Linked DNA regions of Homo sapiens: region 1 is linked to region 2. A link is an interaction called in ENCODE POLR2A ChIA-PET data of the cell type or tissue named here. Cell type or tissue: A673. All regions are shown on one strand.

Region 1 (8,000 bases), 450 kb before region 2:
CATCTATAGCCGGCCCAGCCAGTGTCCCCCAGAATCTATTCAAATATGTCGAAGCACTTAGAAACTCAGCACCTCATAAAGCATCCTCAGTCTCTACAGTGATCCCCCTACCTCAATCTCTAGAGTAGCTGGGACTACTCTAGACTACCTTTTTTTGAGACAAGAGTCTCACCCTGTTGCCGAGGCTGGAGTGCAGTGGCACGATCTCAGCTCACTGGAACCTCCGCCTCCTGTGTTCAAGCGATTCTCCCGCCTCAGCCTCCTGAGTAGCTGGGATTACAGGTGCGTGACACCACACCCAGCTAATTTTTGTATTTTTAGGAGAGACAGAGTTTCACCATGTTGGCCAGGCTGGTCTCAAACTCTGACCCCAAGTGATCCACCCACCTCGGCCTCCCAAAGTGCTGGGATTACAAGTGTGAGCTACCGTGCCTGGCCTGTTTATGTCTTTGGACTGTTCTATTAGAAAGTTTTTTCTAATGAGTGACTCAAACCTTTCGAAAAGGGAGCTCTTGGATAAATGCCTAATAACAACAACAACAAAAAACTGAAGCAAAGTGTTCCATTCTTCTGTCCTTCTCTGCACCTAGAGGTGAGGTTACTCCTGACCTCAGGTGATCCGCCCACCTCGGCCTCCCAAAGTGCTGGGATTACACGCGTGAGCCACCGCTCCCGGCCATGAAAGCTATTTTAAACTTCCAAAGATTATACTGTCCATTGATAATGGGAGCGCCTAAGTGCCCTGGTGTTATGGCCCCAGTCAGCACGCCATCTAAATGCTGAAGATAATAATCTTGCTTCTAATAGGAACCCCTTGAAAAGGAACCCTGTTCAATGCAGTGTTGCATTAAATGGAACGGCTTTTGAATAGGTGAGGCTCTATTTCTTTATGAAGAAAATCTCTCTGTGAAGCACCGTCTCCCTGCAGTGACATATTCTTGTATTCAACCGGATGCTTCACTGGTTTTTTGTGTGTGTAAGCTGAAGCTGAAAATATTTTACTAAATATAAATATCTCTATATAGTTATAGGTGATTTTCTGCCTATTTTCTCCCTTTTATCCATTCCCTCTTTCTTGTCGAGTTCTCACACCTACCATTCAGGGGATATCTTTTCTTTTTTTATAGCTTGTCTAGTTTTCAGTATTTGTCAAAGACCTAGTGTAACCGCTGGACCTTTTGTTTTTGTTTTGTTTTGTTTTTTCTTTGAGACAGAGTCTCGCTCTGTCGCCCAGGCTGGAATGCAGCAGCGCTATCTTGGCTCACTGCAACCTCCGCCTCCTGGGTTCAAGCAGTTCACCTGCCTCAGCCTCCTGAGTAGCTGGGACTACAGGTACCGCCCAGCTAATCTTTTTGTATTTTTAGTAGATACGGGGTTTTGCCATGTTGGCCAGGCTGGTCTTGAACTCCTGACCTCAAGTGATCTGCCGAATTCAGCTTCCCACCACTGGATCTTCTTTTTTTGTGTATGTGAGATGGTGTCTCACTCTGTAGCCCAGGCTGGAGTGCAGTGGCACGATCTCGGCTCATTGCAAGCTCCGCCTCCAGGTTCACACCATTCTCCTGCCTCAGCCTCCCAAGTAGCTGGGAATACATTTGCCTGCCACCATGTCCAACTAATTTTTTTGTATTTTTAGTAGAGATGGGGTTTCACCGTGTTAGCCAGGATGCTCTCGATCTCCTGACCTCGTGATCTGCCCGCCTCGGCCTCCCAAAGTGCTGGGATTACAGGCATGAGCCACCGCACCTGGCCAACCACCGGATGGGGTCCTATCTTCTTAATGGTTTGAGGATCCCTTCAAAAATCTCCAATAATAATAAGCACCATTGGCTGGACATCCTGGGCGCCAGGCAGTAGGTTAAAAATGTGCATTTATATGCTTGATATTATTCCATTTGTAATCGAGATGTATTTGTACATGAAAAGTTGTGTCCAAATCATCAGTTATCAGTCAAATATGTTGGGGCTCAGGAAACAGTACCCCAAAATAGGGTGCTTTGACCTGGAGAACTAAACAAACAGCCTCAAGGTCTCTCTGACCTCCCTCAGCCCTGTTCCTCAATACTCTGCCTCTCTCAAAACACAGAAGGAAGCTTTTCTCTGAAGTTCCCTTATCTACCTAGAAACTAGACCCCCAAAGAGAAACACAATTGCCTTCAACCCCTTCCCTGAAATTTCATTATCCAGAGAAAATTAAAATTAAAATTAAAATTAAAACTTATATCACAGAGCAAGACTCCGTCTCAAAAAAAAAAAAAAAAAAAAAAACTGAAATACTCCACCTAATTTTTTTTTTAATTTAATTTTTTTTTTTTTAGAGACAAGGTCTTCTGTGTCGCCCAGGTTGGTCTCAAACTCCTGGGCTCAAGTGATCTTCCCACCTTGGCCTCCCAAAGTGCTGGGATTACAGGCAAGAGCCACCACACCCATCCAATAAAATGTTAATTCCTAAAATAGAAATAAATTTCAGAATTGTCTTTCGTATGAAAAAAAAAAAAAAGTAGCCATTGAGGGTATCCAAAAACTTCAGTATAAGAGATCAGGCTTGGGGGCCTCCTCCTGACCTCTAAAAATGAGTCCTGGCCGGGCGTGGTGGCTCACACCTGTAATCCCAGCACTTTGAGAGGCCAAGGCGGGCAGATCACAAGGTCAGGAGATCGAGACCATCCTGGCTAACACGGTGAAACCCCGTCTCTACTAGTAATACAAAAAATTAGCCAGGCGTGGTGGCGGGCACCTGTAGTCCCAGCTACTCGGGAGGCTGAGGCAGGAGAATGGCGTGAACCCGGGAGGTGGAGCTTGCAGTGAGCCGAGATCGTGCCACTGCACTCCAGCCTGGGCGACAGAACGAGACTTCATCTCAAAAAAAAAAAAAAAAAAAAAAAATTTGGGAGGCCGAGGCAGGTGGATCACAAGGTCAGGAGATCGAGACCATCCTGGCTAACATGGTGAAACCCCGTCTCTACTAAAAAATACAAAAAATTAGCTGGGCATGGTGGCGGGCACCTGTAGTCCCAGCTACTCGGGAGGCTGAGGCAGGAGAATGGTGTGAACCCAGGAGGCAGAGTTTGCAGTGAACTGAGATCGCGCCACTACACTCCAGCCTAGGCTACAGGAGACTCCGTCTCAAAAAAAAAAAAAAAATAGTCCTAAGGACTCCCAGACACTACTCCAACAGCATGAGAGACTCCTGTTACCACAGCAACTGCCCTATGGCATCACTGTCCATGCCAAAATCCTCCTCCTCGCATCTTCTGAGGGCTTTCGGCCGGGAGTGTGAAAGAGAGCTTCGCGGCAGGGGCAACATCAAGGGTTCCCAATGCCTTTCCTAGAAGTGAAATTCCTTCCCCCGCGCTCATGGACCAAGGTTTCCTAAAGCCTGGGGGATTCCTAAGGCACCTAGAGCTGAGGGAGACTACAGACATAGCTGAGTTTACATACTTGCCTGGCACATTGCAGGGCTTCAGTAAATGTGTATTTATTAAACGTATGCAAGAGCTAAAAGCTCCTTTGCCAATGCCCAATAAATTTTAAAGACAATACAGAAATCTGACTCACACGATGGTTATTGACAGACAGAATATTGGAAAGGCCATAGTGCCGTCATGTGGATCTTTGTAAGGGTTAATGGCTGCTTCTTTGAATCTCAGTGTAGCAGCTGCAGATGACATCAGATTTTCTGCCACATTGGCTTAAATCAACACAATGAATCCATCAAGGGGAAGGCCAAGGCACCATTTGGGGCTTACAAGGAAGGACTGGCCAGAGGTGTTCAAACAAATGAGATTTCCCCTGCTGTATGAGGACATCTAAAATGTGACCATTTTAGGCATTTTCATAAAACAGTTAACTGCCTTTCTCGCTGAGAAAAAGACACACAGGACAAACATCAAGAGGCACAGATGACTACATCTCAGCCCAGTGTTGGGTGAGACAGAATGTTAGGAATTTGCTTAATTAGTAAGCAACAATTAATACAATTAGTTTGTATTAATTTGTACAACAAATACACATGAACTTCCTAGCTGTCTTTGTTCTCCCAGGTCCTCTCATCAGGTGATAGAACTGCCACATCACACATGGTTGCAATTATCACATTCCTAATAGAACACACATTCTGGAATATTCAACAGTCTTTTTATGAAAGACACCCAAAGCCTAAGAAACAATCACAGTCTTCAGAATTGCAGCGTGAACAATCCTGACACGTTGATTCTTCATTTAAACACACTCAGGAACAGCCAACAAATGGCACGTGTTGTCTATCTGTGCTCTCTGCAAATATATGTATGCTAGCGTCATCTAATGTGTCACCACATTTACCCTTTGTCTCAGCAGTCCTACCGGCCAAAACCCTAGGGAAAGAATGGCAAATTGGAAATGCAATCTACAGCATTCCTTTCCAGAAAATCTCAGGACAGGTATTTTCTTAGCAGTTCTGGGCTCATCATATTCAATTAATTCCCCACAGCCAACGATTTCATTTTCCGTAATAACTCAGAAGAGACCAAGAAAGTGATGCAATTCCATCTCCTTCCCTATCAACCACCTGCAAAGCTTTCACCTGCTGTAGTCAGAAGCCATTCCCCAGGCTCCCAAAAGTGTGAACAGCCCAAGGGTGGGTCCCAGGGGCAGGAGGGAAAGCCACGGAGAAACAGAGGCCAGGCGGTAGGGGAAAAATCGCATTTCTTTTGCAGAGAGTAAAACAGATACCCAGGTGGTAAACATAACTTCCAATTACTTGCCTTAAACCAACCCTGAAATGTGAAGTTCTCATATTTCCTTAGCTGACAACAGGCAGAAGATCCAGTCTGTAAATAACAAGGACTTTAGACTATAAATTTAGGGCTTTCAAGGGAAGCTCCAGGCTAGTCCCAGCATTTCCTCAGGCAGGCTTCAGTGTGGCATACTCTGCAGTCCTCGTGAATCACTCTGCCTGGCTGGACCAGATGAAGGACTAGATTCCTCAGAGTGTGAAACTAGTACCACCTTCCTAGGAAGTCACCTAAGTCCCCTGTTACAAATGCAAATTCCTGGGCCTTATCCCAGACCTAGTGAGTCAGACTCTCAGAGGAATCTACATTTTTAACTAGTGCCCTCTAATGAGGCTAGTGCACAGTAAAAATTTGAAATTTCGAGGCCAGGTGCAGTGGTTCACGCCTGTAATCCCAGCACTTTGGGAGGCCAAGGTGGGAGGCTCACTTTAGGCCAGGAGTTCAAGACCAGCCTAGGAAATATAGCGTCAGAGCCATTCAGTGACCCTATGTCGAATGGGACTGCGTAAAATAAGGCTGAGACCTAGTGGGCTGCATTTACAGGAGGGTAGGCATTCTTAGTCACAGGATGAGATAGGAGGTCATCAGGACTGGTATCACAGGATACCGAGTTTATTAGAGGGTCTTGCTCTGTTGCTCAGACTTGAGCCCAGGAGTTTACATCTTTTTTTAATTTAAAAAAAATTTCAAAACACTCAGCTCGTTTTAAATTTTTTTTTTTAATTTTAAAAATCTAAATTTTGTTAAGATCCTGATGATAAAAAAAAGGTGCAGTAAAGAAAATCGCCAACCCCACCAAAACAAAAATGGCAACAAAAGTGATCTCTGGTTGTCCTCACTGCTCATTATGTGCTAACTATAATGCATTAGCATGCTAAAAGACACTCCCACCAACACCAAGACAGTTTACAAATGCCATGGCAATGTCTGGAAATTACCCTATATGGTTTAAAAGAGGGAGGAACCCTTAGTTCCAGGACTTGCCCACCCCTTTCCCAGAAATCTCATTATTAATCCACCTATTGTTTAGCATATAATCAAGAAATAACCATAACTATACTCAGTTGAGCAACCCATACCACTGCTCTGTCTGTGGAGTAGCCATTCTTTTGTTTCTCTACTTCTCTAATAAACTTGCTTTCACTTTACTGCATGGGCTCGCCCCAAATTCTTTCTTGCACAAGATCCATAAACCCTCTGTTGCAGTCTGGATCTGGACGCCTTTCTGGTAACAATAGCAAGGCTCCACCTCTACAAAAAAAAATTAAAACTAGCAAGGTGGTGGCACACATGTAGTCCCAGCTACCCCAGAGGCTCACGTGGGAGGATGGCTTGAGCCTAGGAGTTCCAGGTTACAGCAAGCTATATGCACACAAGTGCACTCCAGCCTGAATGACAGAGCAAGACACTGTCTAAAGAAAAAAAAAAAATTGAAAACTACTGATAAAGTATATAACCCTAGGGCAAGCAAGGATCCTAAAGTTCTCCCAAATGAGGAACCAAGACACCCACTGTTTTCATCTGTAGGAGTGCATCCTTATACGTCCCTGGGAAGACAGGATGGAGACTCAGTGGTCTCAAACTTGAAGGTAAATAGAGGTTCTCAACCAGTAATGTGGGCTCCAGTAGCCTGAGGTGGACCCTGCACTTCTAACAAGCTCCCAGGTGCTGTCCATGCTGTACCATGCCTTGAGTATAGCTGGAGATTTGGGTGGATTCATTTACAATCCCAACAGCCTGGGGTAAACAGAGTGCAGGAGGAAGTCCCTCAGGCTCAAAATCCCTCTTACCTTTTAAAATGCAAAGACTTCCACAGAAGGGTAAAGCTTTAGAGTGACTTATTTTTTATCAGGTTGCTATCTTCCTAGCTAAATTCAGCTCCACCCAGAAGGTGGAAGTTTTAACTATTGGGGAGTAGATAAAAGTAAGTAGTTTGAATGGGATCTGTCCCAAGGGTCTTGGAGAGAACTAGGGCAATGGGGCGGCAGTGGGAGTGGGAGTGAGGGAGGCAGGGTGGAGTTTGCTCCCTTAAGAGAAAAGCAGGCAGGTGTGAGAGAGCTGCTTGGTGGAAGGGAGTAAAAGTCCAATTTGCTGAATTGCAACATTAAAAATCCTAACTGGGTGCCTGTTGTGTGCCAAGCACTGGGCTAGGGCTTAGGGATGCTCACATGAACAAGACTTATGAACAGTCCCATTGCTGCAGGAGCTGGAGGCCCAGCAAGTGAGCCTACAGCACTGGGAGTGAAAATTACCCCCAGGCAGCATTGCAAGCTTTTGGCACAGTGCCATCAATTGTCAGTGCCATTGGTTGCCTAGGCCATGGTAAAGTAGAATCTTCGTCAATACTGGAATGCTTAAAAACAGTGCAGGATATCAAGCTCCAGATACACTAAAATGCACAACAGCCATGGATTACTGTCCACTTGACTCTCATTGCCAAAGCCTTTGAAAATTTCAATCACTGCCTGCTAGCTAATGCTGTGGGTTCCGCAGACTCCCTGTTAGTCACTGGAGGTCATCACATGTCTAATCCATCTTTATAAAATTTTACACATGGAATTCTCCATAGAATAATGACTATAAGTGGCAGGGCGTGGTGGCTCATGCCTGTAATCCCAGCACTTTGGGAGGCTGAGGTGGGTGGATCACGAGGTCAGGAGATTGAGACCAGCCTGGCCAACACAGTGAAACCCCATCTCTACTAATAATACAAAAATTAGCCGGGCGTGGTGGCGCATGCCTGCAATCCCAGCTACTCAGGAGGCTGAGGCAGGAGAATCGCTTGAACCTGGGAGGCAGAGGTTGCGGTGAGCCAAGATCGCGCCATTGCACTCCAGCCTGGACAACAAAAGTGAAACTCCGTCTCAAAAAAAAAAAAAAAGAAAAAAAAAGAATGATGACTATAAGTTTAAAACAATTTATTTGGGCCATTAAAATTAAAATTTTTAATTAAGAAAAAGTCATGTAGGAGAAAAAATTTTTCCCTCTATCATCTTTGGTTCAGTGACTGGGGCCTATGAGTTAAATTGACAAAAGACAGGTTAACAGAAGAAAAGACACAATTTTTACTGATGTTATGGTTACATGCACAGGGGTTTCACAGAAAAGTAGAAATCCAAAGAAGCATTTACACACAGGGTCATATATACCATTCTAGCAAAGGGTGATAAATTGTGGAGAAGTGACTAGACAAAGGAAAAGGGGTTTGGGCTACTGGGGATGATA
Region 2 (8,000 bases):
ACTCCCTAGATAGTGACATTATTCCGTTCACGAGGGCAGATCCCTCATGATGTAATCACTTCTTAAGATCTCACCCTCTCAGCACTGTTGGATTAGGGATTAGGTTTCCAACACATGAACTTTGGGGGCCACATTCAGATCATACTGCAGGGTCATAATTTATGTATGTGCTTTGGAAAGAGCATTTTCACTTTATTTTTTAGAATGATACGAATTGCTAGTTAGCTATACTTGTAGATTTAATTACTCCTACTCTACACATCCTTTTATGTGCATGATTTTAGAATCATCAGCAAAAAAATATGCCTTTTGTCTACAGTAGGGTGATGGGGAAAGGGGAAGACTGAGAGGGATTGTATGTGCTTGACTTCCTTCTTATGGAAAATAAAAATCTATGGTGGAGACTGATGCCAGCCTCAGTTCCAACTTTATCTAGTCTGCTTTTCCAACCTGCACGTTGAAGCAATTACATTTTTCTGATGATGCTAATAACATGTTTTAATTCTTCAGTTAAAACATCCATGTGTTTACTTAAGTGTTGTTTTTCTGCAGAAAACCCCCTGAGTCAGATTTTGCTGTGTGTATTTACTGCCAGTGCCTTTACTTGACACTAGGGATCTTTTTAGCTATAGAAACCAGTGGAGTCCAGAGTTCTTGAGGGTTTTGGAGTTTCCTCAAATTTCTAATTCTCTTCCTCAGAGTTTTTCTTTATGGAGGCAACTACAACAACAACAAAACTCAAAACCGGTATATTTTTACCTAGCCATTGAAAGGTCATCTGAGATGCCTCTTTACAAAAGGAAAGCCAGTCCCCCTTCAGAATCTGTCTGCTGTGTTCACGGAAAGGGCAGCCCAAGAAAAGATGAGTGGAGATTCTGTGCTGGTGGGACCCTGAAGGCTGAGTCTTGTTTTTAGTTCTAGATGTTGTTTTTCTTTTTCTTTTGATCATTGTGGTGGGTGAGATTGTTTTTTTTTTAAATGATATATTTACATAGTTTATAACATATATTTTTTTGTTTGTTTTTATTTATTTTTATTGATCATTCTTGGGTGTTTCTCACAGAGGGGGATTTGGCAGGGTCATAGGACAATAGTGGAGGGAGGGTCAGCAGATAAACAAGTGAACAAAGGTCTCTGGTTTTCCTATGCAGAGGACCCTGCGGCTTTCCGCAGTGTTTGTGTCCCTGGGTACTTGAGATTAGGGAGTGGTGATGACTCTTAACGAGCATGCTGCCTTCAAGCATCTGTTTAACAAAGCACATCTTGCACCACCCTTAATCCATTTAACCCTGAGTGGACACAGCACATGTTTCAGAGAGCACAGGGTTGGGGGTAAGGTCACCGATCAACAGGATCACGAGGCAGAAGAATTTTTCCCAGTACGGAACAAAATGAAAAGTCTCCCGTGTCTACCTCCCTCTACACAGACATGGCAACCATCCGATCTCTCAATCCCTTCCCCACCTTTCCCCCCTTTCTATTCCACAAAACCGCCATTGTCATCATGGCCCGTTCCCAATGAGCTGCCGGCTACACCTCCCAGACGGGGCGGTGGCCGGGCAGAGGGGCTCCTCACTTCCCTGTAGGGGCGGCCGGGCAGAGGCGCCCCTCACCTCCCAGACGGGGCGGCTGGCCGGGCGGGGGGCTGACACCCCCACCTCCCTCCCGCACGGGGCGGCTGGCCGGGCAGAGGGGCTCCTCACTTCCCAGTAGGGGCTGCCGGGCAGAGGCGCCCCTCACCTCCCGGGCAGAGGCGCCCCTCACCTCCCGGACGGGGCTGCTGGCCGGGCGGGGGGCTGACCCCTCCACCTCCCTCCCGGTCGGGGCGGCTGGCCGGGCGGGGGGCTGACCCCCCCCACCTCCCTCCCGGACGGGGTGGCTGGCCGGGCGGGGGGCTGACCCCCCCACCTCCTTCCCGGACGGGGCGGCTGGCCAGGCGGAGGGGCTCCTCGCTTCCCAGTAGGGGCGGCCTGGCAGAGGCGCCCCTCACCTCCCAGACGGGGCGGCTGGCCGGGCGGGGGGCTGACCCCCCCACCTCCCTCCCGGACGGGGCGGCTGGCTGGGCGGGGGCTGACCCCCACCTCCCTCCCGGATGGGGTGGTGCCAGGCAGAGACGCTCCTCACTTCCCAGACGGGGTGGCTGCCGGGCGGAGGGTCTCCTCACTTCTCAGACAGGGCGGCTGGGCAGAGACGCTCCTCACCTCCCAGACGGGGTCATGGCCCGGTAGAGGCGCTCCTCACATCCCAGACGGGGCGGCGGGGCAGAGGCGCTCCCCACATCTCAGACGATGGGCGGCTGGGCAGAGACTCTCCTCACTTCCTAGATGGGATGGCGGCCGGGAAGAGGCGCTCCTCACTTCCTAGATGGGATGGCGGCCGGGCAGAGACGCTCCTCACTTTCCAGACTGGGTAGCCAGGCCGAGGGGCTCCTCATGTCCCAGACGATGGGCGGCCAGGCAGAGACGCTTCTCACTTCCCAGACGGGGTGGCGGCCGGGCAGAGGCTGCAATCTCGGCACTTTGGGAGGCCAAGGCAGGCGGCTGGGAGGTGGAGTTTGTAGCGAGCCGAGATCACGCCACTGCACTCCAGCCTGGGCACCATTGAGCACTGAGTGAACCAGACTCCGTCTGCAATCCCGGCACCTCGGGAGGCCGAGGCTGGCGGATCACTCGCGGTTAGGAGCTGGAGACCAGCCCGGCCAACACAGCGAAACCCCGTCTCCACCAAAAAAATACGAAAACCAGTCAGGCGTGGTGGCGCGCGCCTGCAATGGCAGGCACTCGGCAGGCTGAGGCAGGAGAATCAGGCAGGGAGGCTGCAGTGAGCCGAGATGGCAGCAGTACAGTCCAGCTTCGGCTTGGCATCAGTGGGAGACCGTGGAAAGAGAGGGAGAGGGAGACCGTGGGGAGAGGGAGAGGGAGAGGGGGGAGAGGGAGAGGGAGAGGGGCTAACTTATATTGTTTAGAATGGAACCATTACAGAGACTTTCATCCTGTTCTGAATGTGAAGGTGGCCCTGCCTATCTCCTTTCTCATTTTGCCCTTTTATTCCACTCAGTTCTTCTTGTAAAGTGTGTATTTGCCCCATCAGTCTCTCAGTATGTGTAGAAACCAGAATGGATGGATTTTGGTCATTTGGGTGTGGACTTGTGGTCAGAAACTCTTTGGAAGGATGGTTATGGAGGTGAGGATTATTTGTTTGAGGAATGAAACGATAATGTACAGTTAATTTGGTGATGGTATATTTTTAGATGCAAGTAAATACGAGATCTGAAGTGTACGATTCAAAAGAGGTCATCTGAGTTGGCGACTAAAATAGAGAGCAAGATTAACTGTTTATTTTTATCTGTGGGTGAGTAGGGGGAAGAGGGTAGAAAAATTTCACGAGAACAGTGGTTCTTAAGCGGGTTTTGTGGAGACTGTGGTGCAGCATAAGAGTATAGACTGGGGCCAGGCTGTGTGACTTCTCATTATATCTTGAACATTTACTTGTTGTGTTATATAATGCAACAGGTATTGTATCATACCTGTTGGGCAGGTTATATAATATGTCTGGGCCTTAGTTCTCTCATCTGAAAGATGTGAATCACAGTAGTAACTGCCTGATGGTGTTTTGTGACCTGAATAAATTAATTCTTGAAGAGAATTTTGGTGTATTGGTTGGGTGCAATGGCTCACACCTATAACCCCAGCACTTTGGGAGGCTGAGGCCGGCCGGCCACTTGAATCCAGGAGTTGGAGAGACCTGCGTGGGCAATATGGCGAAACTCCATTTCTACCAAAAAATACAAAAAAAATTAGCTGGGCCTGTTGACATGAGCCTGTAGTCCCAGTTACAGGAGGGTGAGATGAGAGGATCGTTTGAGTCTGGGAGATGGAGGTTGCAGTTAGCTGTGATCGTGCCATCACACTCCATCCTGGGGGACAGATCCAGACTCTGTCTCAAAAAAAAACTAAATAAGCGAATAAATAAATAAAAAATTCTCATGTATAAATGGTACTCTGTATGTTAGATGTTAGTAGCCATTGTCAGTATATGTGACACATGAATTGCTACATGTGAGTATGCACATCCTTTCGAGACTTCTCTGACTTGTTTCAGAGGGTTTTTAATTTACACAAATGATTTATATCTTTCCTCTCTGTCAGCCCTACCACAGCCATCTGTAGGCAGATGGAAATGTATGGGTACTCCCTCTTTTGAAGTTATTGAGTCACGGGAAGGACCCTGTGGTGTATGTTGTAAATTTCCTCTGCCGAGCTTGGTGCGACCTAGTATTTGCCTGAATGGAGCAGGCAAGAGTGGTGGGGTGAGGAGATTCCATCGTGGCTGCTCATGCATTAGTCATTGCTTCACCTTAGGGAGAGACCCAGAACCCTAATGTTTAGTGTTGGGATCTCTTGTTAACTATATTCCTCTTTTTTTTTTTTTTTTTTTGGTAAGACAGTCTTGCTCTGTCGCCAGGCTGGAGTGCAGTGGCATGATCTCGTCTCACTGCACCCTCCGCCCTCCCGAGTTCAAGCCATTCCATGCCTCAGCCTCCTGAGTAGCTGGGACTACAGGTGCATGCCACCACACTTGGCTAATTTTTGTATTTTTAGTAGAGACGGTTTCACCATGTTGGCCAGGATGGTCTCTATCTCCTAACCTCGTGATCGCCCGCCTCGTCCTCCCAGAGTTCTGGGATTACAGGCATATGAGCCACTGTGCCCGGTCAACTATATTCTTTAGAAGGGTATATTGCTTTTTGTGTACTAACAGACTTTAAAATAAAAACTCTTAAGAGTTTCTATTTAACTAGTACAGAAGTACCGACTCTGTCTCTAAAGGGATGTAACTTTTTTGTTAAACAAGGAGCTGCTGTATTTTAGTTAGGCTTTCGATCCAATAGGACTTAGTTTAAACACTGTTTGTCCTATTAGATTGAATTTTGAATGTAAAGAATCATTGGAAGTGTATGGATTTCATAACTCAGTGTACTCTGAGATATGACATGCCTCTGGATATGAAGACATGTTGAAAGTGGTGAGAATTCTCTCAGGCTTTTAACAGGTATGATATTCACAGCTACATTGTCTGCACGACTGTGTTCCTTATTCTTTTTGGTCTGAGTTACTTTGATGGTATAAAATACTTTTATTTACTTCGAGTTTGAAAGGAAGATAAGCCCAAATGTATACGAATCTTCTTGATAGCATGCATGAATTGGGATTATTCAAAGTGAGCATCCTTAATAATTGGAATTATATTAAATAAGTGCCTAGTTTTTACTCATTCCTGTATCAAAAATAAATTAGTAGTATAATTTACTATTAAATGCAAAAAAGTGAAAGCAAAACAATCAGCAAAAGGCTTAACATTTCTCTTAACCCTTGATTTATATTTAGAAGCTTCCACTGATCAGGTTATTTGGAGTTTATTTTGTTCTTACAACCTGGAGATATATTTTATAAATAAGAGAAGTACTAGTTTAATTTTCAACTTTAGAGTTATCATGGGTGAAATGTACTCTCTACTACAGAAAGTAAAGAAAAATTGAGTAATAGATTATGATGTGGCAGTTTTGAACACAAAAGATGTGGAAGTAAATATAAAGTAAATATGGGTAAATCTCGCCTATCTTCTGTTTCAAGTTATCTACGTAGTTGCCATTTTTGTTTCTAGTATCATTTGCATTTGCTTTTGCTTGAAGGATTTTAACATTTCTAACATTAGGTCTGCTGTTGATCATTCAGCTTTTGTATGTCTGGGAAGATCTCATTTCACCCACATTAAAAAAATACTTTTATGATAATTGTAGAATTACATGCAGTTATACAAAATACACCTTCATTTCTTATAGATATTTTTGCTGGGTATAAAATTTTAGGTTAATAGTCATTCACCATCAGTACTTCAGTGACACTGCCCCACTGTCCCGATGTGCATCATTTCTGATGAGAATCCTGTTGTTATTTTCATAGCTTTGTAGGAGCAATCATTTACCACAATTTTCTTTTGAATCCCTTACTGGTTTTAGGCAATTTGATACGATGTGCCTTGGCAGTTTTTATTTCCAGAGTTTGAGATTCATTGAGTGTATTAGGTTTGTAGATTTCATTTACTATGGAAAAATTAGAGCCATTATTATTTCAAATATTTTCGTGTGCATTCGTCTCCCCTTTGGGGACCTAATTTTCATATATATTACTCTGAAGTTGTCCCATAGCTCATGTGTTTTGTTCCTTTTTTGATCTGTATGTTGCATTTTAGATAGTTTATACCCTAAATCTGCTGGTAAGACTATTGAATATATCTTTTATCTCAGACATTGTTATTATATTTTAGAAGTTACAGCTGGGCACGCCTGTAATCCTAGCACTTCGGGAGGCCGAGGCGGGTGGATCACCAGGTCAGGAGTTCAAGACCTTCCTGGCCAACATGGTGAAACCCTGTCTCTACTAAAAATACAAAAATTAGCTGGGCGTGGTGGTGCGCATCTGTAATCCCAGCTACTCAGGAGGCTGAGGCAGGAGAATTGCTTGAACCCAGGAGGCGGAGGTTGCAGTGAGCCAAGATCACACCACTGCACTACAGCCTGGGTGACAGAGCAAGACTCCATAAAAAAAAAAAAAAGAAGTTAGATTTTGGTCTTTCCATAATCTTCAGTGTCTCTAGTAATATGCTTATTCTTTGGTGTTTCTTGAACATGTGGAGTACAGTTACAAGAGATATTTGAGTATATGTGCTATTTTTGTCTTCCATTATTTACAAAACAGTTTTGATTGATTAATCTTCCTCCTCATCAGTCATATTTTCCTGCATCTTTGCATGTCTGGTAGCTTTTTATTACTTGACAGACACTAAATTTTTCTCTGGCTGTGGGAAATGTTCGTATTTCTCTACATATTCTTGAGCATTGTTCTGAGATCTGATTATTAGGGAACAGTTTGATCTGTTTGGATCTTGGTTTCAAGCATGGTTAGGTAGGGCCAAAGCAGTGTTTACTGTGAGGCATTGTTTCCCTGCTACTCAGGCAAAAACCCTTACGAGTATTTTACTTGATGTCCTATGGATTATGTTTACCATGTAGGCTAGTAAGAATGGGCACTATTCCTGGTGCTTTTACAATTTGGATACTGTTCCTGCTAATCCTTTCTGGAAATACTTTCTCTTGGGTAGCTTCCTAACACAAATGTGCTTGTTAGTACTCAGCGGAAGACATGAGGAGCGCCTTTGGCAGATTCCATTGTTGTCTGTGTGGCTCTGGCCTCTGCTGTGCTCTGCCTTACACATTATATCACCTTGGCCTCCCCTTGTGTTTCTCAACCCCGGCTCTGCTTGCCCTTTCCGTAACTGCTGCAGCCTGGACATTCTCTCAGGGCAGTGAGCTGGAGGGATCATTTGTTTTCCATCCGTCAGGGATCACAGTATGTTGCTATATGGTGGCCGTTGTTTTGTGTGGATTTTTAGTTCTTTCAGACAGGCAAGAGGTATAAATCCTGTCTAGCTTCACTAAAAGCGGAAGTTCTTTCTGTTCTTTGAATGTTGAATGAGAGTGTGAGAGAGACACGTACCATCAGGAAATGGAACTAGCCACGGTCATAGCTTTTCATTTAGTTTTGTTAGTCTTTAAAAAAAAAAAAAGGTGAACAGCGTAAGTAAGCCCTGACTCCAAGAAAAAAAATTCAAAATTAATAAACATAAGCATTCGGCCTATAATAAAAATAGTAAACTCCATTCCATAATAAAGCCTGTGACTATTAGAAGTCCTTCTTTGAAGCTATGTAATCTGTCTCTTCCGTTAGGAAGAACTGACCTTAGCCTAGATAATATTGTGCTAAAAATTTTTACCTTAATTCTTTTGAAATACCTGTTTTTAAGGTTTTACCACCCTCACTTGGCAGCTGAGTTAATAGGATTTGGATCTAAGCTTTCACATCTATAATGCCTGGACTTTGCCACTGTACCATGTCACCTTCCATAAGTTGTAGCAAATGTAGGTCTGAATTTTCAGGTGT

The links. ChIA-PET counts read pairs that join two places held together with the same protein. Peaks named below come from ENCODE experiments on the same cell type or tissue, not always from the same donor. Only the 100,000 strongest peaks of a DNase experiment are listed, where the experiment ranks them.
Region 1: POLR2A ChIA-PET joins it to region 2 with 5 read pairs; 1 of 35 experiments calls an interaction of 5 or more read pairs at or near these places.

The regions. Positions count from the first base shown.
Region 1 is chr6:14,961,383-14,969,382 of GRCh38, forward strand. All of the region lies in intron 2 of LOC105374945 (a long non-coding RNA gene), which reads right to left. Among named protein-coding and RNA genes, the nearest start is that of JARID2-DT, 280 kb to the right of the region's middle. In A673, no CTCF peak of the experiment used is centred here; no DNase peak of the experiment used is centred here; H3K27ac peaks cover 699 bases.
Region 2 is chr6:15,413,799-15,421,798 of GRCh38, forward strand. All of the region lies in intron 3 of JARID2 (jumonji and AT-rich interaction domain containing 2), which reads left to right. Among named protein-coding and RNA genes, the nearest start is that of DTNBP1-AS1, 130 kb to the right of the region's middle. In A673, no CTCF peak of the experiment used is centred here; a DNase peak (open chromatin) is centred at 4,233.